Linked DNA regions of Homo sapiens: regions 2 and 3 are each linked to region 1. The links are chromatin loops, found by intact Hi-C in ENCODE. Cell type or tissue: CD4-positive, alpha-beta T cell. All regions are shown on one strand. Region 1 overlaps PCOLCE2 (procollagen C-endopeptidase enhancer 2). Region 2 overlaps SLC9A9 (solute carrier family 9 member A9). Region 3 overlaps SLC9A9 (solute carrier family 9 member A9).

Region 1 (8,000 bases):
TATGGAATGATAACTAGAGACAGCTAACAGTAACTGGCTCTATACCACATGAAACAGCATCTCAGTCCGTTCTTGGGATTTGCCAATGCAGAGTGGATCTAAGTGAAATTTCCTCTTGTCTGCCTAGTGATTTATAACAATTTGCAGATGTAACATGGCCCCCAGTACATTTGTGGCACTGTGATTCTGTCACATTTATCCTAAAGCTCAGTTGCAGCAGAACAAAAATATGTCTTTGTTCCTAAAATACTCTTCCTTGAGAAAATTCAGTTTCCAATATACTACCCCCAAGGTTAATTCATAGAAAAGGCAGTGAATGATCATATAATTATAACATCATGTCTAGAAGGCTGACCTGATTGAGTCTTTCCTTTCCTTTGCTGCTTATAAGTGCTTTTTTTGTAATTTTATCATTTAAACAAAATTAACATGTTTTATTTGTAATTGTAGGTTAGAATTGTGTGTAGTGCATTGTTTTTATTTATTTAATGGGAGTGTTTTTCAAAAGCATGATAGAATATTTTCGTGAAAGGCTCGAATCTCAGAAGCATTATTTAAATAACTTCATCACTTTTGTGGCTGGAAGTGTCTTAGTCCGTTTTGTGTTGCCTATAACAGAATACCTGAAACTGAGTAATTTATAAAGAAAAAGAATTTCTTATAGTTACGGAGGCTGAAAAGTCCAAGGTCAAGGGACCACATCTGGGGAGAGCCTTCTTGCTGGTGGGGACTCTCTGCAAAGTCCCCACGCAGCACAGGGCATCACATGGCAAGGGGGGCAGAGCATGCTAACTCAGGTCTCTCGTCTTATAAAGCCATCAGTCCCACTCCCGTGATTGCCCATTAATCCATTAACCCACTTATCCATTAATCTGTGAATGGATGAATCCATTCCTGAGGGCAGAGCCCTCATGACCCAATCACCTCTTAAAGGTTCCATTTCTCAATACTGCCCCACTGGGCATTAAATTTCAACATGAGTTTTGGAGGGGATAAATATTCAACCCATAGTAAACTGTAAATGTAGATCACAAAGCTCACTTTTTGATTCATCTCATCCCCTGGCTCAGAAGGTTATATTCAGGACGGAAAAGATCACGCAGTTTTTCTAACTGGTTGGGTCAGGTAGATCTACCCTCTCTGCCACCCAACCCCACTCAGCACAGCTGACAGTAGGGGGAAAAAAATGCTGCTTCATTATTTGGTGTCCATGATGTGTAAGAAGTGATTGGCTGAGAAGATGTCTCAAAAAGGTGTTCAGTCAGACCACTGGTTAATTCATTTAAATAACTTGTTAAATTTTTTCTACTTCTGAATTAGTTTTTAAACAGAATTAATCAGACAGCATTTTTTTAACCATTGTGTAAATAACAATAGCAAAACTTAAATGAAACTATCTTGTGTAATATAGTAATCCCCTAAGATTTTAGAGAGCTTTTGAGCCTCACTTACCATCTCCACTAAATCTTTAGTGCCAGCTAACCAGGAAGCTCCTAAAATTAGAGCTCTTAATCAATGATGCCATTCATGAACACCAAAACAGATTCATCACTTTCTTTTTTTTCCTTTACAGCATTTTGCTAATGGAGATTATAATAGAAATGTTTCCATTTCAGACATACCGAAGAACTGCCATTGAAAATGAAATGGAAGTCCTTTGCATGGCTTTCTTAGCCCGGAGTGGATAGAAAAGATAATCAGTCCACTGAGATAATCCCTCTGGCTGCATCTTTACAGGGCGTGGGAATTTGTTCACCAGATTTGTCCATTTTATGCTCTGTAGCCAACATGGCAAACCCAGGCCAGCTTGAACGCAAGTCTTAGTTCAGAGAATCTGCCTTTTCCCAATCAGGCAAATCATGAGGTGCTTTTTGAAAACCAGCCATGTCCCAACGTCTGCCACAGTCTCTAGAGTTATCTGGTCCTGGGTTCAAGTTCTGACTCTCCCAACATACTAGCTATAGGGCCTTGAGTAAATCACTTGAACTCTCTGAACTTCAATTGCCTTTTCCATAAAAAAAGAGATAAAAATAGGGTTGTTGTGAAGGTGGAATGTGACAATTCACATAAAGCACAGTGCCTAGCTGAGCAAACACTCGGTAAATGTTAGCTATTAGAATTGGTATTTTTAAACGTTTTAACTTTTAAGTTTAAACAACTGGTAATCTATTGTCGGAAGTTAATGGAAAACTAGAAAATTTTACATTTTCAGAGAGGCACCACTTTTAAGTATTTATAAAAAAACACATTTTTCTTTTTTTAGGCCAATTGTGTCTGAGAGAAATGAACTTCTTATTCAGTTTTTATCAGACTTAAGTTTAACTGCAGATGGGTTTATTGGTCACTACATATTCAGGCCAAAAAAACTGCCTACAACTACAGAACAGCCTGTCACCACCACATTCCCTGTAACCACGGGTAAGTTTTCCTGTTTGGAAGTTTGTGCAAAAACTTTAGGAGTATAAGAAGAATTCTTTTAAAGTAGAAAAAAAATAAGAGGAAGATACTTGAAATTAAAGTTAAATAGGATGAAAGCTTTGGTAAGAGAATAATATGACTGCATTAATGAAAGAAAGGTATGGGGTGTAAGAATGCTTGTAAGCTAATAGTTTTTAAATATCAGGTAAGAAAATTATGACCATTGAACAATGACTAGGAAGCCTATTAGAAGCACAGATCATTCTAAGACTAAGTTTCTGTTTCTGGAACTGACAAACTTGTCGTTTGCTTTTTATTACATAGAATTGTGATATTTTAGGTTGAAGTTCTAGGGCCTTGCTATCTGTGTTTTCATATTCTGCCAATGTTTGTTTTTGGTTTTTTTTTTTGCTTCTCAGCGAAATGTCATATAAAATGTTATTTATTTATTTATTTATTTATTTTCAAATCGGAGTAAATTAAACAACAATATTCAACGAAGTACAGAGGCTGGTTGGGAAACTGGCCTGGGGGGCTGAGGCATGTATGTAGGGAGTGGAGAGGCAGGGTCTCTGTAGGTAGTACCTGGCCTATCAGCTCCACCCCCTGGGATTTCAGGCCTCAGATCTAAAAATCCAAACCCAGGGAGGAGGGGGAAAAGCGGGAAGGAAAGACTGAAGGTTAAGATGTAAAATAGGCTGAAATAAGCCCAGCTTTATTGCCCACATTTTCCATGTACACCTAGGCTGGGGCTGAGTACAGGCAGGCGCCTCTGGGTCTAACGTTTCCTTGCACTCTGCAAGTGCGCCACTGTGTGGTGTGGACGTGTACTGCCTCATGTAACTGCTGTATTTCTCCAGCTCAGCTCAGTAAGCCTTGGTGTCCATGTTCTTTCCAGTGAATTATCTGGTCACACCCATTGAGCTAGTGGTTCCCTTGCTTTTATCTCCATCCTCAACTTTCTCTGAAATCGCAAGCATGGATTTGTAATTCTTTCCTGGACACAATGTGACTGTAGCTATTTAAATGAAAGCATATACAAACTTGTTTTTATCACACTATTTTCTGCCTCAGACCTACTTCTCCACCTATTTTCCCAAGCACGTCCACAGCATCGGTAGCCGCACTCATAGGGTCATCTTTGATATCCTCTATCTTTTCTCCTGACCTCATGCCCTACCCCGCTCCCACCACACCGAGTAGACTGTGTTGTTCTCCCATTAAATTTATAGTCTACAGCTATGCTATCCAATATGGCAGCCACTGTGAGCACTTAAAATGTGGCTAATGATATTGAGGAACTGAACTTTTAATTTAATGTTAATGAATTTAAAATTGAAAAGCTTCATGTGACTAGTGACTACCAGATTGGACCACATGGGAGCCCAAACCCCTTCCCGTGGTGTGTCAGACCCTTCACACTTTGTCCCCAGCCTCTCTTTCTAGTTTCGTCTTCAGGCCTTGCAAACTCTCTCCTATGCTCTAAGTATTTTTGTGTTTATCCTATGTGTGGGGGAAGCTGTTGATGGGTTTAAGCAAAGTTCAGGATTAGTTTCACATTTTACAAAGATCACTGTGGCCACTGTCAGGTGAATGAATTGTAGAAATCCAGGGGGTCACCAGAGTCTCGTGCTGGTCCAGGCGAACTGTGCTATGGCACAAATTCAGAGAGAGTCAAGAGATGAGAGGGAAACAGTGACAGGCCTTGGTGATTCATTGGACTAGGGAGGTCAGGGAGGTAGGTGTCAGGAATGCCTCCCAGGTCCCGGGCTTGCACAGCTAGGGGGATACTGCCACTGTTCACAGAGGTAGAGAACTGGATTCGGAGGTGGATTTATAAATTAGGCTGTCGCCTTGTTGGGTTTGAGGTGTCCGTGAGATTTTCCAGTGGATATGCCATGCGTAGGGGTACACGGGTCCCCAGACTAAAAGATTTAAGCCAGATTTAAATTTAAGAGTCACCCATCATCCACAACTCGGGTCACAGCGCGCCCCTCCCCAAGGTGGTCTTCCGCGACCCGTACTGGTTTAAGAAGCGGACGGAGCTTTTCATTGCTGCCGAGGGCATTCACACGGGCCAGTTTGTGTATTGCGGCAAGAAGGCCCAGCTCAACATTGGCAGTGTGCTCCCTGTGGGCACCATGCCTGAGGGTATGATCGTGTGCTGCCTGGAGGAGAAGCCTGGAGGCCGTAGCAAGCTGTCCTGGGCATCAGGGAACTATGCCACTGCTATCTCCCACAACCCTGAGACCAAGAAGACCCGTGTGAAGCTGCCCTCTGGCTCCAAGAAGGTTGTCTCCTCAGCCAACAGAGCTGTGGTTGGTGTGGTGGCTGGAGGTGGCCGAACTGACAAACCCATCTTGAAGGCTTGCCAAGCCTACCACAAATATAAGGCAAAGAGGAACTGGTGGCCACGAGTATGGGATGTGGCCATGAACCCTATGGAGCATCCTTTTGGAGGTGGCAACCACCAGCACATCGGCATCCCCTCCGCCATCTCAGAGATGACCCTGCTGGCTGCAAAATGGGTCTCATTGCTGCCCGCCAGACTGGACGTCTCTGGGGAACCAAGACTGTGCAGGAGAAAGAGAACTAGTGCTAAGGGGCTCAATAAAGTTTGTCTTTATGCCAAAAAAAAGTAAGAGTCATCAATATATAGATAGTTGAAACAATGATCAAGAACGAGATGACCTAGGCAGAGATTGAGGGCAGGAGGAGGAGAGGCGCGGAGATTAACCCTCTAGAAACTTCCGTCTTTTTGAAGAGAAGGTTACACTGGCAAAGGTGACTGAAAAGCAGTGGCGAGGGAGGAGGGAGGAGAACTGGGAGGATGTGTGGTGAAAGCCGTGGAAGGGAATGTTACAAAAGGGAGTGGTAAGTGAGTCAAGCGTTGATGAGACTTCCAATAAGGGAGGACTACAGTGTTTCCGTTTGGTTTCATGACATGGAGTCTACTGGAGACGCCAGCACAATCTATGTAAGTGGCTTTGTGCCGCCAGCAGAACCCGGACAGTGTGTGCTGAGGGGAGTGTGGAGCATGGCAAATTGAGATAATAAGTTCAGTAGCTCATTCCCCAAGTTTGGCCTTAAAGAAGAAGGAGAGGCTTTGAGAGTCTTGAACCTGCTTATGTTGATGGGAGTAACTAGCAAAGAAGAAGGCAATGGCAGACAGAAGGAATAAACTGAGAAGGAAAGTTTCTATAAAGGTGAGAGGGGCTGGCTCCAGAGGACTCACAGAAGGCATGACTTCAGGTCGGAGGGGGGTGACCCCTCTCTCAGAGGAGGAAAAGAAGAGAGATGGTATAAAGATGACTTGGAGGTTTGGTGGGGATCTTGAGAACATTTTCTGCTATGCTTCTCTTCTTCCTAGAAAATAGGCAGGGTCGGCTAGGTGCGGTGGCTTACACCTGTAATCCCAGAACTTTGGGAGGCCGAGGCGGGTGGATCATGAGGTCAGGAGATCGAGACCATCTTGGCTAACACGGTGAAACCCCGCCTCTACTAAAAAAATACAAAAAAATTAGCCGGGCGTGGTGGTGGGCACCTGTAGTCCCAGCTACTCGGGAGGCTGAGGCAGGAGAATGGCGTGGACCCAGGATGCGGAGTTTGCAGTGAGCCGACATCGCGCCACTGCACTCCAGCCTGGGCGACAGAGTGAGACTCTGTCTCAAAAAGAAAAAAAAAAAGGCAAGGTCACCTCTGAGAGGGAGAAGGGAGTGGCAGCACGGGAGGTTAGGAGAATGAGAAAGAATTTGAAAAACAGCTGTAGAAATTGGAGAGTAGGCTGAACTCCAGCCTGTCACTCTGCTGAAGGCCCATTTGTGTACTCAGTTGTCTGAGGGCAGGCACAGGAAAAACAGATTTCTCTGAAGATTCATACAGGGCTGAAGGGCAGAGGGGAAGGGACCTTAAGGCATTGTGTAGAAAATGATTGAAATAATGGACCATGGAAATGAAATAGAATTGCTAAGGAAGTAAAGACAGGCCAGGGCTGACGGGTTGGGAAAAATGAGAGCAGCCAATATATTGAACCATCAAAGATGGAAGAAAACATAGTCATAGAGTGATTAAATAAATAAGCTTGGAGGGGAGAACGCTGTCCTGGTTGCCAGCAGGTCTAAATTTGATAGACTGGCAATGAACAGCCATAGCATGAAGACATCCGAGCCTGGAACTGAGTGTCTAGGAAAGTCCCTGGTGAAGATGAGGCCACGGGGACTGCGGGATCAGACATGGGAGGGTGGACCCATAGAAACGATCGCGGGAACACAGCCAGGGAGGGCTGAGAACCGGGACCAGCTTTGTGAGTGAAGGGCAAGGAGACAGATGACAGTTAAGATGAGGAGGGGAAGGAGAGAGCCAGTGACTTGCAGGCCAGACAGCAGGCCCCACCAAAGCAGGAGAAGGGCATGTTGGACACCCACCCCACTTCCAGACTGACCTTCGGAGGCTGAGAAGCAGCCGGTTCCCAATGGGCCCGGGAAAGGGCGCTCACCATCAGACACACCACAACTTTTTGACTCAGTTAACTGAGTAAATTTAATTCCATAAATTTACAGCTGAAGTGAGGTTCCCAACTTCTGGAACAATGGTATGTCTCTCCCTTCCAAACATCTTCTGAGCTCTTTCTCTCCCTTTTTTAAAAATGCATATTTAAGCTATTATATGTATTTTAACATTAAATTACATATGTTTTAATATTGCCATCTGCTTCAGATTCTTTCTGGAGTTAACTAGGGGGTACAGATTAAGAGTATATAAATAGGCTGGGCGCGGTGGCTTACACCTGTAATCCCAGCACTTTCAGAGGCCGAGACAGGCAAATCACCTGAGGTCAGGAGTTTGAGACCAGCCTGGCCAACATGGCGAAATGAAATCTCTACTAAAAATACAAAAATTGGCCAGGCATCTGTAGTCCCAGCTACTCAGGAGGCTGAGGCAGGAGAATTGCTTGAACCCGGGAGGTGGAGCTTGCAGTGAGCCAAGATCACACCATTGTACTCCAGCCTGGGCGACAGAGCGAGAGACTCCATGTCAAAAATAAATAAATAGATAAATAATAAATTAACAGAGGAGTTGGTGGGGCCTGTTGGAAGAGCAATATTACAACTGTGGATATTCACCCAACAAGGGCAATTCTGTTACCGTGGTTCTGTTTAGTTCTTCCTAGCATATTGTCACACAGAAACAAATAATTAGCAAGTATTTCTGAAACATTCTTAAGATGATTATGAGGATGAACTATTTTCACGTTGTTAACCCGGGGTTTCTCTACCTCAGCACTATTTATATTTTGGGCCAGATCCTTCTGTGTTGCGGGGACTGTCCTTTTTTCTGTGGGATGTCAGCAGCGTCTCGGCATCTACCCACTAGATGCTAGCAATACCCTCTAGTTGTGATAACCAGAAATGTTTCTAGATATTGCCAAATGCCTGCTGGGGGCAACGTCACCCGTACTTAAGAACTGCTGTGTTTTGTCTATTTGGTATACTTTTAAATTTGTCTACTTCTTAGTTCTTAAGATTCTTATAGCCAGTGCCAGGCTCAAAATAAATATTTAGTGATGGGTTGCATCTAATTAC
Region 2 (8,000 bases), 850 kb before region 1:
AGCTAAGCAATGATTACTCCATGGAAATGCAAGTAAGCCAAATGGCAGAGCTTAAACAGTTTTTGTTTGTTTGTTTGTTTGTTTTCCTAATTTGCTTTTTTTTACTGCTGTGTGTAGCCGCCCATTGCCAGATTTGCTGCACTCTTCCCACCCCCCTCACCTCTTTCCCACCCCTCTCACCTCTTTCCCACACACATCAATCCAAAACAGTGCTCCTTCTCCCTGGGGATTTCTCATGGCTTTTGTTGTTATTAGTTTCAATTCCACTTTTCTCTATATACTTTCTTCATCATTGACTTTGTGGAGGAAAGCAGTAGCCGATGCTATTATAGTTCACCATCTTGGTGATGAGAAGAAAGCTTTCATGAAAATTCTACTTTCCTCCAATTCATACAAAAATTTAAGGTAATTTCAATGAAAACTTACCACTTTAAACATTGAAACTGGATAAAATTATCTTAAAGCTTATAAAGTGGAATAAAACCATGAGGTAACCTACCTAATCAGATGTAAGAATATACTACAATGCCATTATAATCAAATCAGTGTGGTATTGGCCTAGGAAGCACAAGACCAGTAAAAAATAATAGATGATCCAGACACAGATTTCATTGAAAAATGATAATCTGACAGAGGTGGTCTTTCAATTCAATGGGGAAATGATGGTTTATTTAACAAATGGTACTAGCACAATTCACTGGCTATCCATTTAGATTATAAAATTGAACACATATAACCATTTACAAAAATATATTTAGAAGAATTAAAATGTAAATAATGAAATTTTAAAAAACTACTGCAAGAAAATCTATAAATCTATATCTATAGATTAAGGATATAGAGACTCTTCTTAACAAAGAATGGAAAACCAGAATCCATAAATATAGATATATTTGAAGATATAAAAAGAAAATACATTTAAGTGGAAAAGACACCATAAACAGTCAATAGATAGGCAACACACTGGGGAAAAATTATTAAAATACGAAGGACAGAATATTACTATTTTTAATACACAAAGAACACTTTAAAATGACAATCTGGAAGTAAGTAACGGAAACACTGACAAAGACTATGAAGAGGCAGGCTGGGCGCGGTGGCTCATGCCTGTAATCCCAGCACTTTGGGAGGCTGAGGCGGGTGGATCACGAGGTCAGGAGATCCAGACCATCCTGGCTAACACGGTGAAACCCCGTCTCTACTAAAAATACAAAACATTAGCTGGGCATGGTGGCAGGCGCCTGTAGTCCCAGCTACTTGGGAAGCTGAGGCATGAGAATGACACGAACCAGGGGGGCAGAGCTTGCAGTGAGCCGAGATTGTGCCACTGCACTCCAGCCTGGGCGACAGAGCGAGACTCTGTCTCAAAAAAAAAAAAAAAAAAAAAGACTCTGAAGAGGCAATTCATAGACACACAAATCCACTTGTTCCACAAATGTAAAAAGTTATTCAAACTTCCAAGAAGTCATGGAAATGTAAATTAAAGTAACAGCATATCATTTTACCCCTAACAGTTTGGCAACAATTATAATACCAAGTAACAGTCATTGCTGGCAGGGTTGCAGGAAAGAGTGGACTTTTACACATTTCTAGAGAACATTTAAATCATTAACAGACTTCTGGAAAGTAATTTGGCAAAGCTATTATACCTTAAAATATACAGCCCCTTTTGACCCAGCAATCTGACTCCTGGGAGGCTATCTCACACAAGTAAAACCACCAGTTCTTAAGGATATATGAACAAGAATGTGTACTGCAACATTTTTAAGATGATAGATTGTAGGACATCTACACAATATTGTATGTCTATTAAAAAAATAAATTAGTGCCCTTCCAGTTAACTTGAGAGTTTTCCAGCAGGCATTGTTGACTATTAAAGTAAATGCAAAAATGTATATAAAAATATGATTCACATTTTTAAAAGCAGTGGTGACCCCTATAAATTTATGTGTAGATAACCCCCATGCATATCTGTGTGTAACTTTTATATTGAAAAGTGGGACTTGTGAGGTATAGGCACAGAAAGTGCTTTTTTTTCTTCCAGTCTCCCCTTAAAATATTGTGTGGGACTACTACTTTCCGACTTGCTGGATAAAAATATTTGGTTTGTGAGTTGTAATCACAGACTCAACTCAGCAATGAACATGTGCAGTCCCATGTAATAATGGCAAAGCGAGAGTCAAACAGTAATCCACTGTGTCCCCAAACTCCATGTGTGTCATCTTAAGCTGTCTGATGGTCTAGGGAAGTCTCTTTTTACAGGCTTGAGATGTGCAAACAACCCTCCCCATGTGGGAGTTCAGATTTACAACTCACAAGTAGTAAAAGAACTCCCTTCACAGATCTTAACCTCTAGTCTAGGATCTTTCACATTCTTAAATGGCAGAGAGGTTCAATGGAGTCATGTAACTGGTTTTCAGACACGTGCTGGGTTTTTTTGTTTTGTTTTGTTTGTTTTTGTTTGTTTGTTTGTTTGAGAAGGAGTCTCACTCTGTCCCCAGGCTGGAGTGCAGTGGCGTGATCTCGGCTCACTGCAACTTCCGCCTCCTGGGTTCAAGCGATTCTCCTGCCTCAGCCTCCCGAGTAGCTGTAACTACAGACACACGCCGCCACGCCCAGCTAATTTTTGTATTTTTGGTAGGGACAGGGTTTCACCATGTTGAGCAGGATGGTGTCGCTCTCCTGACCTCATGATCCGCCCTCCTCAGCCTCCCAAATTACTGGGATTACAGGCATGAGCCACCACACCCAGCTGCTTTTAAGATTGTACATCTCACTACATAACATGTGTTTTTGTTTGTTTTGTTTGTTTGTTTGTTTTTGCTTTGTTTCTCATTTTAAACATCTAATTTAACATTGTTACAAGTGTGTGTGTAATTGTTATAATGAGAATTTTAGTATAAAGAGAAATTGGTAGGACATATACTAGGTCAGGTGTCCCCAGCCTCCCGGGCCACAGACGGGTACAGGTCTGTGGCTTGTTAGGAACCAAGCTGCACAGCAGGAGGTGAGTGGCAGGCCAGCCAGCATAACCACCTGGGCTTTACCTCCTGTCAGATCAGCGGCAGCATTAGATTGTCATAGAAGTGTGAACCCTATTGTGAACTGCGCATGCGAGGGATCTAGGTTGTGTGCTCCTCATGAGAATCTAATGCCTGATGAGCTGAGGTGGAAGTTTCATTCCGAAACCATCCCCACCTCGCCCTCCTCCCCATCCCCCACGAGAAACCTGTCCCTGGTGCCAAAAACATTGAGGACCTCTGTACTGCGTTGTAAAATTGGGTTACTTGGGGAGAGAGGAGATATGAGTTTAAGAGAGGAAGAGGTGGAAAAAAGAGAGACATACCAAAAAGGAAAAGAAAAAAGACTATTAAAGCAAACGACTAAACAAAGAGTATGCATATTATGATCATATTTATGGATTTATGTGGAAACACATCTGTACACTTGAAAACTTCAAAATTTCATAAAAATGAGAAAATAACCAATCATTTTTATATGATATTAGTAAATCACTCTGAAGTATAATGAGAAAATCTTAAAGGAAAATCTTCAAACTCAGTATGATATTGTGTCTGCCGTGAAGTGAAAAAAGAAATGAAAATCAATGACTTCTCATATTACATGTAAGTCACACATCTCTGCTTGCTCCAGTAGCTAAAGTGTGCTAAGAATCCCAAGTGCTTGATGAAGCCCTGAGCCCTCGTTGTTGGCTTTCATAAGGAGACTACTACTGGCTCATGTTAATTGAATTTAGAAAATTTACTGTGGATTATCCTGTCTGGTGCCTAAATTAAATGCATGGATGATAATTCATTTACTGAAATTAGAAGCCAGGAGGAATATAGATACAAAGTCAAAGTCTCTGTTTAGCTAATGTTTTGCCCAACCAGCCTGCACTTGACAAGTGTCATAGCACTATGCTATTTTTATTATTGGGAGTTAGGAGACCTCAGGTCTAGTTCAATCCCTGTTACTATGCACAAGGCATATTTCTGATGTGCAGGGAAAATTCAAGGTGGCCACTTAAGCTTTCTAGGCCTTATTTGCCTAATATATTCCTAGAGGAATTAGATGATTTTTAAGATTACTTCTTGCTCTATATTAGTAGGTTCTCCAATGTGAGTGAACGTAAAACTCACTTGGAGAGTCTGAAAGTACTAATTAGGGGGTTCTGCCTCCTGAAATTCTGATTCCGTAGGTCCAGGGTCAAGTCCAACACCCCATTTCTAACAAGTGTCTCGTTGATGCTAGTAGCACTAGTCCACAGCCCCGATGAATATAAAAACTGAATGAAATATTTGCTTTTCTGAGTAAATGTCAAGAATTATTGAGATGAAGGAGGCTTGGAACTGATATTTTTAATCTGAAATAGATATCATTTATTGCACTGGTAGAACCTGTATGTAATTTCAAGGGTGCACATCTTACCTTTTATTATAATTATAATAAACTTCCCTTATCATATAGTTCCTCCTCAGAGAATGTGAACTGCAGGAGTCCTAGTTCCCAGTAGAAAGTGCTGTTAGAAAACCTCTGAGATTTCTACCTCTGGGAGTAGTATCCTCTTGAGATGCCACCAGCTCTGATGTCTCTTGTTTGTCTCCCTTGCCCAAATAAGCTTTCCTAGCATGTACTACCTAAAATCACGGCTAGGTGTCGCTCTAATTCTGGGGCGCACCGGTTTCAAGGGGAAGTGTGAACCAGGGCGCTGGCACTGCTCGTGTGTTTATGGGTGAAAGCATCTAAGAGAGGCCCTGTGAAATTGCCTGCATAAAAGGATCACAGTTAGGGATGTCTCATAAACTAATCCCAAGAGGAGCCTTCCACTAAAAATAAAATAAGCACGTAATAAGGGTAGAAAAATTTCCTAAAAATGAGGTTGGGATTGGTGGTCAGAGCGTCCTGGATATCAAAAGTGTCAGTTCATTAAGGCAAGATTAGTGTCATGGGTGAATGGAGCATCACAGTTTAATGCTTTAACTTATTGGAACCTCACTTTCCACTTCCTTAAAATAGAGACTATCAAAACAAAACAAAACAGAAAGTACCTTCCATTTCTTCAAAGAATTTTTGTCAGATCAAATGAAGAGCTGTATGGAAAATTATGTGTAAATTGCTAAGTGTTTTAAAACACATTTTTATTAGCAGTGAATTCTTCTCAGGCACTTTATTGGATTTTTAGATAACACTATCATGATATTCCTATTTATTCCTGAACATAAAATTTCCAGATACCATTTTCTTCCTACATGACCATAATTAAAGAATTTGTTTTCTTATGTTTTCATTACTTGTCCATCCACTTCCACGGTAAATCTCAAATGTAAAGAGACTAAAAAGAAAAAATTAATAAAATTATATTTATCCTCATGTGGAATTTCTGCTTTTTGTAATAGCTACTATACACTTAAATATTTAAAATTTAGAATATTTTCTCCATGTTTCCAGATGCTGCCCCCCTAGACATATTGAACATTAGGAAATGTTGTCAGAAAGTCTTTTCTACTAGTCTCTGTTTTGGATTATCTAGATCATAGTTCCTCTGATAGAATAATCAATATTATTAATATTATTAATTAACAATATAATTAATAAGTATGGTCTTGCTGGCCTTTTATGCCCTGCCCTCCCACCCTTCCCTACTCCATCCTACCCCAACCATAAATTATAAAGCCAAATACAGATTTGTATTTGGATTGGTATTTCACTGATATTTCAAACCAGTTCCACTCCTTCTCTAATTAAATGTGCATTTTCTTTGTGATTTGACTGCCAGTCTACACCCTAAGTCACCATCTATACCTTATTGCAGGTAATTCGTGTCGACAATCATCACTAACCATAGCCATCCTCTCACTGAGTGCATGGACACAGAATATGCCTTCTCGTCCAGCTTCTCATCCTGCAGGGCTCCTATGGGTGGGGTTTTCCCTGTATGAATTCTCCAACTTGGCAAAATGATGATTACTGTCCCCTCGCCATAATCAGATAGAAGCACTGGAGAAATGTATAGCATTGAGTTTTCATCTTTTCTATTATTAACACTTTGAGGAAATAAGAGTCTTCCAAAATGAAAGGCATTTCTATACACTGTACTTGCAAGTCATTATTTTCATTTAACATTTAAGTAGTAGGAATAAAAGCCACCTTTATCCTTTAAAGTTTGCTGTAGTGTAACTATTGCAGAGGCACATGAACTATCTTACCTTTGATGGTGTTGATAATCTGAAGCCCCTTTCTATTTGGGGTTACTATGGTTACGGCTGCTCAGGTGATGTGTGAGCTGCACTGCTGTTTTGATAAAAATAGGTATTAACTACCAGTCATAGTGCTTTTCATTTCATAGCAGTTCTTGTAGAAGCACAGCATATTTTTTAAAGGTTGGGGGGAGAAATGCCTTTTCAAAGACTTATGTGGGAACATCTGCATAAATAATGGTGATTGGTCATGTGTATAAAAATATTTTTAATTAAATTCATTTTAATTAAACAGGGCATTTTGCTGAATCCTTCTCTGTTATTTGCACCAAGCTTAGCCTTGAGGAAGATGGCTGATTAACAGACCCAAGAACCTATAATTAAAAGCAGGACTGTTATTTTTGGAGAAAAGCCTCTTCAGTAAGGATGACTTAATTGGGCTGTCTCTCATATTTTTCATTCATCGTGGAACTCCAGGTTTAAATATTTAATTTTTCTAACACCGGAGAAAGATTACTCACATTGGCATAATCAGAAAAGTTTTTATTTTTCAGTTTTGTTTTCCTTCAGTTTCTCTGATCATGCTCTCTAATCACTGTTGTGTTTCAATATTTAATTGTGTTCTTCATTGATTTCTTTTGTTTGGATCACATCTTTTTAAAATCATGGATATTGTTCTTTTTCACCTTCTGGCCCTCTCTGCCTCTGCATTTAGTTTTAGCCTATATTACACTTGTGGTTTCTCATCACTGGTGTTATCAATATTCTACACAAGAATTCAAGAGAAAACGGAATAATTTTCTATTCACAGACAAAAAAAAAATTTAAGATGTAATTGACAAAGTAGTTCCTTCAGTACCAGGGCTGGCTTAGAGAACAAAGACAACATTCATTTAATATCGGCTAAGCAGGAAGAGATCAAGATGGTTTTATGCCATATTATAAACAGCAAAAAATGCTCTCATATAGTATAAAGTTTGTGTTCCTGAATTATTTGCTCTGTCATCTATAAAGAAAGTTGGATGACTCTACTTTTAGCATCTAATATTTGGTAGAGAAAGATTGCATTGGTATTGCTGTGAGAGAACAGAAGCAGTAAGAGATATTCATATGTTTTCATTGAATTCCAAGGGGGGAGAAATTACACCTCAGAGGGAGTCAGAGGATGTTAGACCAGAGTACCTCCCACTGAAGCCAGCAGGCTTCTAGAGAGCACAGACGTATCAGCCATTTTTACTATGCAATCTGCATTTCAAACCTGCACACAGTGTCATTTAACAGTACTTGGCTGTATTTTCTGTGTCTTTACAATTCAGTGTTAAGCACAATGGAATAGCATCAGTTTAAAACCCTCTACATAAACCTATGTCTGTAAAACTCCATCATATAAACCTCAATTCTATTCTTGAGCAAATTTACTCAGAAATAAAAATAACAGCTTTGATTTATATTGTTTGACTCTTTCAAAGAGCTCAAAGAGCTTCTACAGACAGTATTTCAGTTATTTTCACATTGTGTTCTTGGGTAGAGAAGACCCATTTCTTAGGTGAAATAATTGAGGTGCAGCAAATTTTAAGATTATCTCAAGGTTTCACGGCAAGTTAATGAAATATAGGTATGGAAGCTAGGAATTCTGTTTCCTTAGATTTCTAGACTGTGTTTTTGCTAGATACTAAACACTAACATCTATCTGAAAAAAAAACTGACTTTTGCTAACTTGCAGCCAGCTTAAAATTATTGAAGCAATGGCTGTACTTGAATCAATATGTAGAAGCAACCCAAAGCCACGGATTGGCAGCA
Region 3 (8,000 bases), 940 kb before region 1:
CACACACACACACACACACATACACAGACACTTACTGTTTCACAAACCAAATCACCTGAAAGGCAGCGCCATCTCATCTGTGTATATGATAGGGAAGGGGTAAATAAATTTACTCAGTATGGGAAATTCATCTTCTAAGCTCTTGTTACCCGGTCCTGCCCAAAGACACCCTGGCATGAATAACATGCAGGAAGTTGGACATGTTACTCTAGTCCAACCTCAGTTGTTTCACTCTGTCCTCTGCAGAAATATCTAGAGGTCCAGGCAAGAAGCATACCTCCTGAGTGAAACGTGTTATAAACACCATAACCATAATATTAGCAGAATTCTCATGAATTCTAGCTCAAGCGCACTCAGATCATAGTGGTATTAATGATACAGATACTGCTTTCCCATTGCTTACAGCAATTGTGGCCATGATTACCATACTTTTTAAGAATAAATTTGCAAAACAATAACTAGTATACTGAAATGATAGAATTATGGGACATGTGGAAAAAGCTTTAGAACTCTTGCAGTCTAAGGCTGGGCATGGTGGCTTATGCTTGTAATCCCAGCACTTTGGGAGGCCAAGGCAGGCAGATTACCTGAGGTCAGGAGTTCTAGACCAGCCTGGCCAACATAGGGAAACCCCGTCTCTACTAAAAATATTTTTTAAAAATTAGCCAGGCAAGGTGGTGGCACCTGTAGTTCCAACTATTCAGAAGGCTGAGGCAGGAGAATCACTTGAACCTGGGAGACAGAGGTTGCAGTGACCCAAGATCAGGCCACTGCTCTCCAGTCTGGGTGACACAGTGAGACTGTGTCTCAAAAACAAAAAAAACTTTTCCAGCCTACCCTCCACCTACAGCTAAGAAAACATACCCAGTTGTAGAAATAGTCACATTTGCAATTCCTTAATGTTTAAAGCAATCACCCCCACTATATTTAAATGTGTGATGACAGCAGATCTTATGTGGTAGCCATCCTCCAACATCAGGACTTTCTTCCTTTCATACATATTAGCTAAGTATGTTTATATTTATTCTGGCCTTGTTGTCTGACTTTACATCCTTTTAAATTTTCTTTCTTCAAATATCAACTTATCCTCAATATGAGGCACTTTCTCACCTTTGTTTTCTCTGACTCCCATCTATCCTATATTCTAAATTGTAGTTTGTCTTTGTCTACAGTTCACTGTTGTCCAACAGAACTTCTATGCTATTCCAGAACTTAGCATGCATCATCTATCAGGTATCTATTGCCTCAATAATGCTTCTTGACATACTGCCACAGAACTCAGTAGCTTAAGACAATAACAGCTCAAGAGTCCGCAGGTCAGGGCTTTAGGCTTTGCTCTGCTGGGTGATTCTTCTTGTATCAGTTGGTCTCATTCATGTGCCTAATATTTGCCTGGTATGACATAAGTGACTGGGCCACATGCCTCTCATCTTCTAGCAGGTTTGCCTGGACAGATGTGTTTTCATGGTTTTGGCTGAGATGTGACAGAAACAGCAAAAATTTACAAGGCTTTTTTAGGCTTCTGCTTAAGCCAAGTCTGCTAACATCCTATTGGACAAAGCAGGCTACATGCCTGAGGCTACAGTCAGAGAGGACACTGCAAAGGTACATGGCAAAAGGATGGAAGGGTGAGGAAGTGGGGCTGTTAATGCAATCATTTCACCATATATCCTGAATAAAAACTTAATTATGAATGAAAGTAATATTGAATTTGACTGTACAGGGCCCAGGTGATTTTGAGGCATAGATTATTTTGGTCACTTATATCAACAATCACGAATTTATATTTGTCACAGAGAGCAGTCTTTAGCACCATCTGACAATTGATGCTTTCTTTTGCAATAAAGAACAACTAGTATATAAATTATGTGTTATTTAATTCAATTTAATAAACATTAATTTACCACATATAGTGAATGAATAAACAGCCTATTGAGCAGCATAAATATAACAAGAGATCCCTACTGCACTCGAAATGGTCCCCATCTTTTCTAGTAGCATATCGACAGTGTGACACTCATACGATCTGAACCCAAGAAGTTAGAAAATAGGAATCTTGGCCAGGTGCAGTGGCTCATGCCTGTAATCCTAGCACTTTGGGAGGCCAAGGCAGGAGAATCCCTTGAGCCCAGGAGTTCAAGACCAGCCTGGGCAACGTAGGGAAACCCTGTCAAGAAAGAGAGAAAGAAAGAGAGAGAGAAAGGGAGGAAGGGTGGGCCTGAGGGAGGGAGGAAAGAAAGAAAGAGAGAAAGAAAGAAAAAGAAAGAAAGAGAGAAAGAAAGAAAAAGAGGGAAAGAAAGAAAGAGAGAAAGAAAAAGAAAGAGAGAAAAAGAGGGAAAGAAAGAAAGAAAAAGAAAGAGAAAGAGAGAAAGAAAGAGAAAGAGAGAAAGAAAGAAAGGAAGGAAGGAAGGAAGGAAGGAAGGAAAGAAAGAGAAACAAAAAGGAAGGAAGGAAGAAAGAAAAATGTTTCCTGGTTTAATTGGTGATGGACTCATACACATGAAACAAAATACCAGACATGGCCAGGCCTGGTGGCTCGCACCTATAATCCCAGCATTTTGGAAGGCCACAGTGGGAGGATCTCTTGAGGCCAGGAGTTAGAAACCAGTCTGGTCTACATAGTGAGACCCGATCTTTACAAAAGATAGATAGATAAATAAATAAATAAATAAAATAGTTGGGTATGGTAGTGCATGATGTAGTCCCAGTTATTTGGAAGGCTGAATAGGAGAATCACTTGAGTTCAAAGCTACAATGAGCCATTATCACACCACTGCACTGTAGCCTGGGCAACAGAGCAAGACCCTGCCTCAAAACCAACAAACAAACCCAGACATAATGAAGAAAAGATACAAAATTCAGGGAAGGAATTCTTAGCCTTTCTAGATCACTGGGGTGGCCACATGAGGTGGTGACTGTGCATCTAATAGTTTTCCAAAAGTTACTCTGAGGGCAGCAGTTGGCACTGCTTGTGGGAATATAAGTTGAATTGCATATATTACATTCCAAGGACGGAAAGAATTAGAAGTGTTCTATCTGGAAAGTGATACGCTATCATTGAAATTTCTCCAGTCTGCTGCACAGAAATAGGGTATGTTCACCCTGAGAAGCAGATGGGTGGGGGCATGACATAGACAGCATGACTTATTATGACTCTTTGACATAACTGAGAGAGCTCACATTGTATGTTATATACCTCAACAACTTTCTCCATCAGACTCTTGATGAGAATTAACAACTAGAAGAAAAATGGCTTTTCCTGAGGTTTTTCCTTTCCCTTTCCTTACCCTGTCAGAGTGGATTTTTTAAAAAAGAAGTGAAATTCTATAATATAAGCTTGGGAAAGAGAAGAAGGAAGAACCCAGTTATCCCTGTAAACAAAATGACATGTGATGGTCTTTCATGGTTTGGAGACCTTAGTAGAGACTGACCTATTAATGGTAACCCAGGAAATATGGATTCTCCTAGTTAAAAAGAAGCAACACACACTTATCATATTAGACTCTCAATAAATGCATGTGTGTAGAAAAAAAATTATTTGTCTTATTTAATGGCCCTATCCCCAACTTTCCAGGACTAAGAGATTTTACAACAGAGTTCTCACCTTAAAGATTCCACTAGATGGAGATCCTGAGCCATATTCCATGGTTTATGACAAAAAGAAATGTGAAAAAAAAAAAAATCAAACATTTTATTTTGCTTTTTGCTTCATTTTTCTAGCTTTTTTTGAAAGACTGCAGAGTAGAATTACTTACTGGTTGGTATATTAAAGAAAATCTGGCATGTACAAACAAGTTCTTCAAAGGTTTTTAGTAACACCTATCACAGGAGGCTGAATTGATACCAGAAACCAGGAGTGTACAAATCCATGATGGTATTTTATTATCAAAGAGAACTGGAAGGGGCTTGTGCTTTTCTTTAAAATCACAGTGACAAAATAACACATCAATTATTTGAACTGATTTGTTTATAATGACATTTACCTTAACTCAGATGATTGGATTCTGTCAACTCAAAATTCCTTTGTTCCTAGTCTAGTAAATAAGATAAAGTCAAGATGAAAAAAGTAGAGGGATGTAAATTTCTAAGGCTGTGAACTAAATGGCTCTTGCTATAATTACTGACAGATATTTGAATGCCATTGTGGGTTGACTCTCATGCATGTCACCTGGGTTCTGAAGGAAGAGGGTCATGAACTCCTTTGGTCATAAGAACATATGCATTTCCAGTGCTGCACACTGGGTAAGAGAGCCACTAGAAGCTGCCACCAAAAGCCTAAGCAGTGGGGCTAGCTGGCTCTTCTACAGACATATAAGGACTCTCCAGGATGTCATGAAGACCTTATGGCCAATAGTTCCATCGCCTCCTCTTTTTCACAAATGGAGTCCAAAGGCCCCACCTGAGTGAATGGCAGAGCCTGGACCAGAAGTTCCCCTCCCAATGCCTGGCATTCCGCTGATTGCTTCCCACTGTTTGTCTGAGTTGATCTGAGTTCTTCCATGAAAAGCTTAACTTCTAAGGTTATGAAACCTGTAAAAGTCAGCCACACAGCCTTCTCAAAGGGGTAGGATGTAAAGGGATTTACATCAGGGAGACCAGCAGAATCAGAGGACAGTGCCACACTGGCCATATATTGTGGGACTCTTGTTCTTCAGGCCTCAGTATATTCGTCTGAAAATTGAGGAGGGTGGAGAAGACAATCTCCTTGTGCTGTGTTCATACACAGGTGTATCAATTGCTCTGGCAAGCTCAGATAAACTTGAGAAAATAATTCTAGGTAGTTTTATTGCCTCTGTCTCCCTCAAAATAACATAGTTCACTTGGGGAAATTGCTTTGGTGATCACCACACTACTAAAACAACCCATTACAAAGATTTATTTGGGAATATAGAAGTTAATCTTCCATCAGGGGCTATTTTAATTATTTGTTAAGGATTCCAGTTGAATTCTATTGTAATGAAATTGGTAGGCCATCAAAATAACCCAAATACCATTCTACAAAGAAAAGATGTATTTAGATATTAGGTATGATGGTGGTGGTTATTATTATTATTATTTTATACTTTAAGTTCTAGGGTACATGTGCACAACGTGCAGGTTTGTTACATATGTATACATGTGCCATGTTGGTGTGCTGCACCCATTAACTCGTCATTTACATTAGGTATATCTCCTAATGCTATCCCTTCCCCCTCCCCCAACCCCACGACAGGCCCCAGTGGGTGATGTTCCCCTTCCTGTGTCCAAGTGTTCTCATTGTTCAATTCCCACCTATGAGTGAGAACATGCGGTGTTTGGTTTTTTGTCCTTGCAATAGTTTGCTGAGAATGATGGTTTCCAGCTTCATTCATGTCCCTACAAAGGACATGAACCCATCCTTCTTTATGGCTGCATAGTATTCCATGGTGTATATATGCCACATTTTCTTAATCCAGTCTATCATTGATGGACATTTGGGTTGGTTCCATGTCTTTGCTATTGTGAATAGTGCTGCAATAAACATACGTGTGCATGTGTCTTTATAGCAGCATGATTTATAATCCTTTGGGTGTATACCCAGCAATGGGATGGCTGGATCAAATGGTATTTCTGGTTCTAGATCATTGAGGAATCGCCACACTGTTTTCCACAATGGTTGAACTAGTTTATAGTCCCACCAACAGTGTAAAAGTGTTCCTATTTCTCCACATCCTCTCTAGCACCTGTTGTTTCCTGACTTTTTAATGATCGCCATTCTAACTGGTATGAGATGGTATCTCATTGTGGTTTTGATTTGCATTTCTCTGATGGCCAGTGATGATGAAGATTTTTTCATGTCTGTTGGCTGCATAAATGTCTTCTTTTGAGAAGTGTCTGTTCATGTCCTTTGCCCAGTTTTTGATGGGGTTGTTTGTTTTTTTCTGGTAAATTTGTTTGAGTTCATTGTAGATTCTGGATATTAGCCCTTTGTCAGATGAGTAGATTGCAAAAATTTTCTCCCATTCTGTAGGTTGCCTGTTCACTCTGATGATAGTTTCTTTTGCTGTGCAGAAGCTCTTTAGTTTAACTAGATCCCATTTGCCAATTTTGGCTTTTGTTGCCATGGCTTTTGGTGTTTTAGACATGAAGTCCTTGCCTCTGCCTGTGTCCTGAATGGTATTGCCTAGGTTTTCTTCTAGGGTTTTTATGGTTTTAAGTCTAACATTTAAGTCGTTAATCCATCTTGAATTAATTTTTGTATAAGGTGTAAGGAAGGGATGCAGTTTCAGCTTTCTACATATGGCTAGCCAGTTTTCCCAGCACCATTTATTAAATAGGGAATCCTTTCCCCATTTCCTGTTTTTGTCAGGTTTGTCAAAGATCAGATGGTTGTAGATCTGTGGTATTATTTCTGAGGGCTCTGTTCTGTTCCATTGGTCTGTGTCTCTGTTTTGATACCAATACCATGCTGTTTTGGTTACTGTAGCCTTGTAGTATAGTTTGAAGTCAGGTAGCATGATGCCTCCAGCTTTGTTCTTTTGGCTTAGGATTGTCTTGGCAATGCGGGCTCCTTTTTGGTTCCATATGAACTTTAAAGTAGTTTTTTCCAATTCTGTGAAGAAAGTCATTGGTAGCTTGATGGGGATGGCATTGAATCTATAAATTACCTTGGGCAGTATGGCCATTTTCACGATATTGATGATTCCTATTCGTGAGCATGGAATGTTCTTCCATTTGTTTGTGTCCTCTTTTATTTTGTTGAGCAGTGTTTTGTAGTTCTCCTTGAAGAGGTCCTTCACATCCCTTGTAAGTTGGATTCCTAGGTATTTTATTGTCTTTGAAGCAGTTGTGAATGGGAGTTCACTCATGATTTGGCTCTCTGTCTGTTACTGGTGTATAAGAATGCTTGTGATTTTTGCACATTGATTTTGTACCTGAGACTTTGCTGAAGTTGCTTATCAACTTAAGGAGATTTTGGGCTGAGACGATGGGGTTTTCTAGCTATACAATCATGTCATCCGCAAACAGGGACAATTTGACTTCCTCTTTTCCTAATTGAATACCCTTTATTTCTTTCTCCTACCTGATTGCCCTGGCCAGAACTTCCAACACTATGCTGAATAGGAGTGGTGAGAGAGGGCATCTCTGTCTTGTGCCAGTTTTCAAAGGGAATGCTTCCAGTTTTTGCCCATTCAAAGGCCTTTGACAAAATTCAACAGCCCTTCATGCCAAAAACTCTCAATAAATTAGGTATTGATGGGACATATCTCAAAATAATAAGAGCTATTTACGGTTATTATTTTTTTAACCATTTCCATAAAGCCAATGTTTACTATATTCTCTATATTTATAACACTATCAAACTCAAGATAGTAAACTATTTGGGGAATTTCAAATGAAGGTATGGCTCTAAGTTTATTCATTTGTTCAGTTCCTATGTGAAAGTGCTCATGAATATTCACAATAAACCGTGTGAGATTTGGGTGCGGAGATCCAACTTTCAGTGGGCTTGGTTGGGTTATTTTGTTGCCAGTCTTTCTAATAGATGATGGAGGTCTGCTTGTGCGTACAGTATTGTTTTTATGCTAAGCCTAAATCTCAGTGGGATTTAGGAAAGGGTCCCTCAACTGCAAGATAACAGAAAATGCTGTTGAAAGAGACAAGTGCTTAGGATAGTAAAATAAATATGGGGAGATAGAAACCATACATTGGAGGTCTGTATGGTATTTTAGTTGACTCTCATTGTAAGTGATGGAAACCAACCCAGAGCAGCTTGAAAAAAACGGGGGTATTTCTTATGAGGATAGAGGAGGTCTCATTGCATCCGGTGACAGGAAAAGAGCTGGACCTCAGACAGGACTCAAAGGATCTGGACACCCATCAAGTATTTAGAGAGGGCTCACTTTCTATTGCTGTTCTATGTCCTTCCACTTGTTTCTCTCCTTCTGCCTTTCAATAGACCTGAAGAGAATAAGGTAGATATTGCATAGTGCCTGCATTGACAGTTTCTCAGCAAAAAAAGAAAAAATAAATAAATAAGA

What was found. Peaks named below come from ENCODE experiments on the same cell type or tissue, not always from the same donor. Only the 100,000 strongest peaks of a DNase experiment are listed, where the experiment ranks them.
Region 2: a loop joins it to region 1, with 10 times the contacts of the local background. A loop is called at or near these places in 3 of 110 quality-filtered maps.
Region 3: it touches region 1 in a loop (31-fold over the local background); 4 of 110 quality-filtered maps call a loop at or near these places.

What each region holds. Positions count from the first base shown.
Region 1 is chr3:142,824,110-142,832,109 of GRCh38, reverse strand. PCOLCE2 (procollagen C-endopeptidase enhancer 2) reads left to right here. Exons shown (of 9, transcript NM_013363.4): 6 at 2,264-2,418. It also overlaps the pseudogene RPL8P3. Among named protein-coding and RNA genes, the nearest start is that of PCOLCE2, 61 kb to the left of the region's middle. In CD4-positive, alpha-beta T cell, a CTCF peak has its summit at 3,212; a DNase peak (open chromatin) is centred at 3,219.
Region 2 is chr3:143,671,211-143,679,210 of GRCh38, reverse strand. The region is part of intron 5 of SLC9A9 (solute carrier family 9 member A9); the gene reads left to right. Among named protein-coding and RNA genes, the nearest start is that of SLC9A9, 170 kb to the left of the region's middle. In CD4-positive, alpha-beta T cell, CTCF peaks have their summits at 4,450 and 4,650; a DNase peak (open chromatin) is centred at 4,670.
Region 3 is chr3:143,759,397-143,767,396 of GRCh38, reverse strand. All of the region lies in intron 4 of SLC9A9 (solute carrier family 9 member A9), which reads left to right. Among named protein-coding and RNA genes, the nearest start is that of SLC9A9, 85 kb to the left of the region's middle. In CD4-positive, alpha-beta T cell, CTCF peaks have their summits at 2,453 and 3,677; no DNase peak of the experiment used is centred here.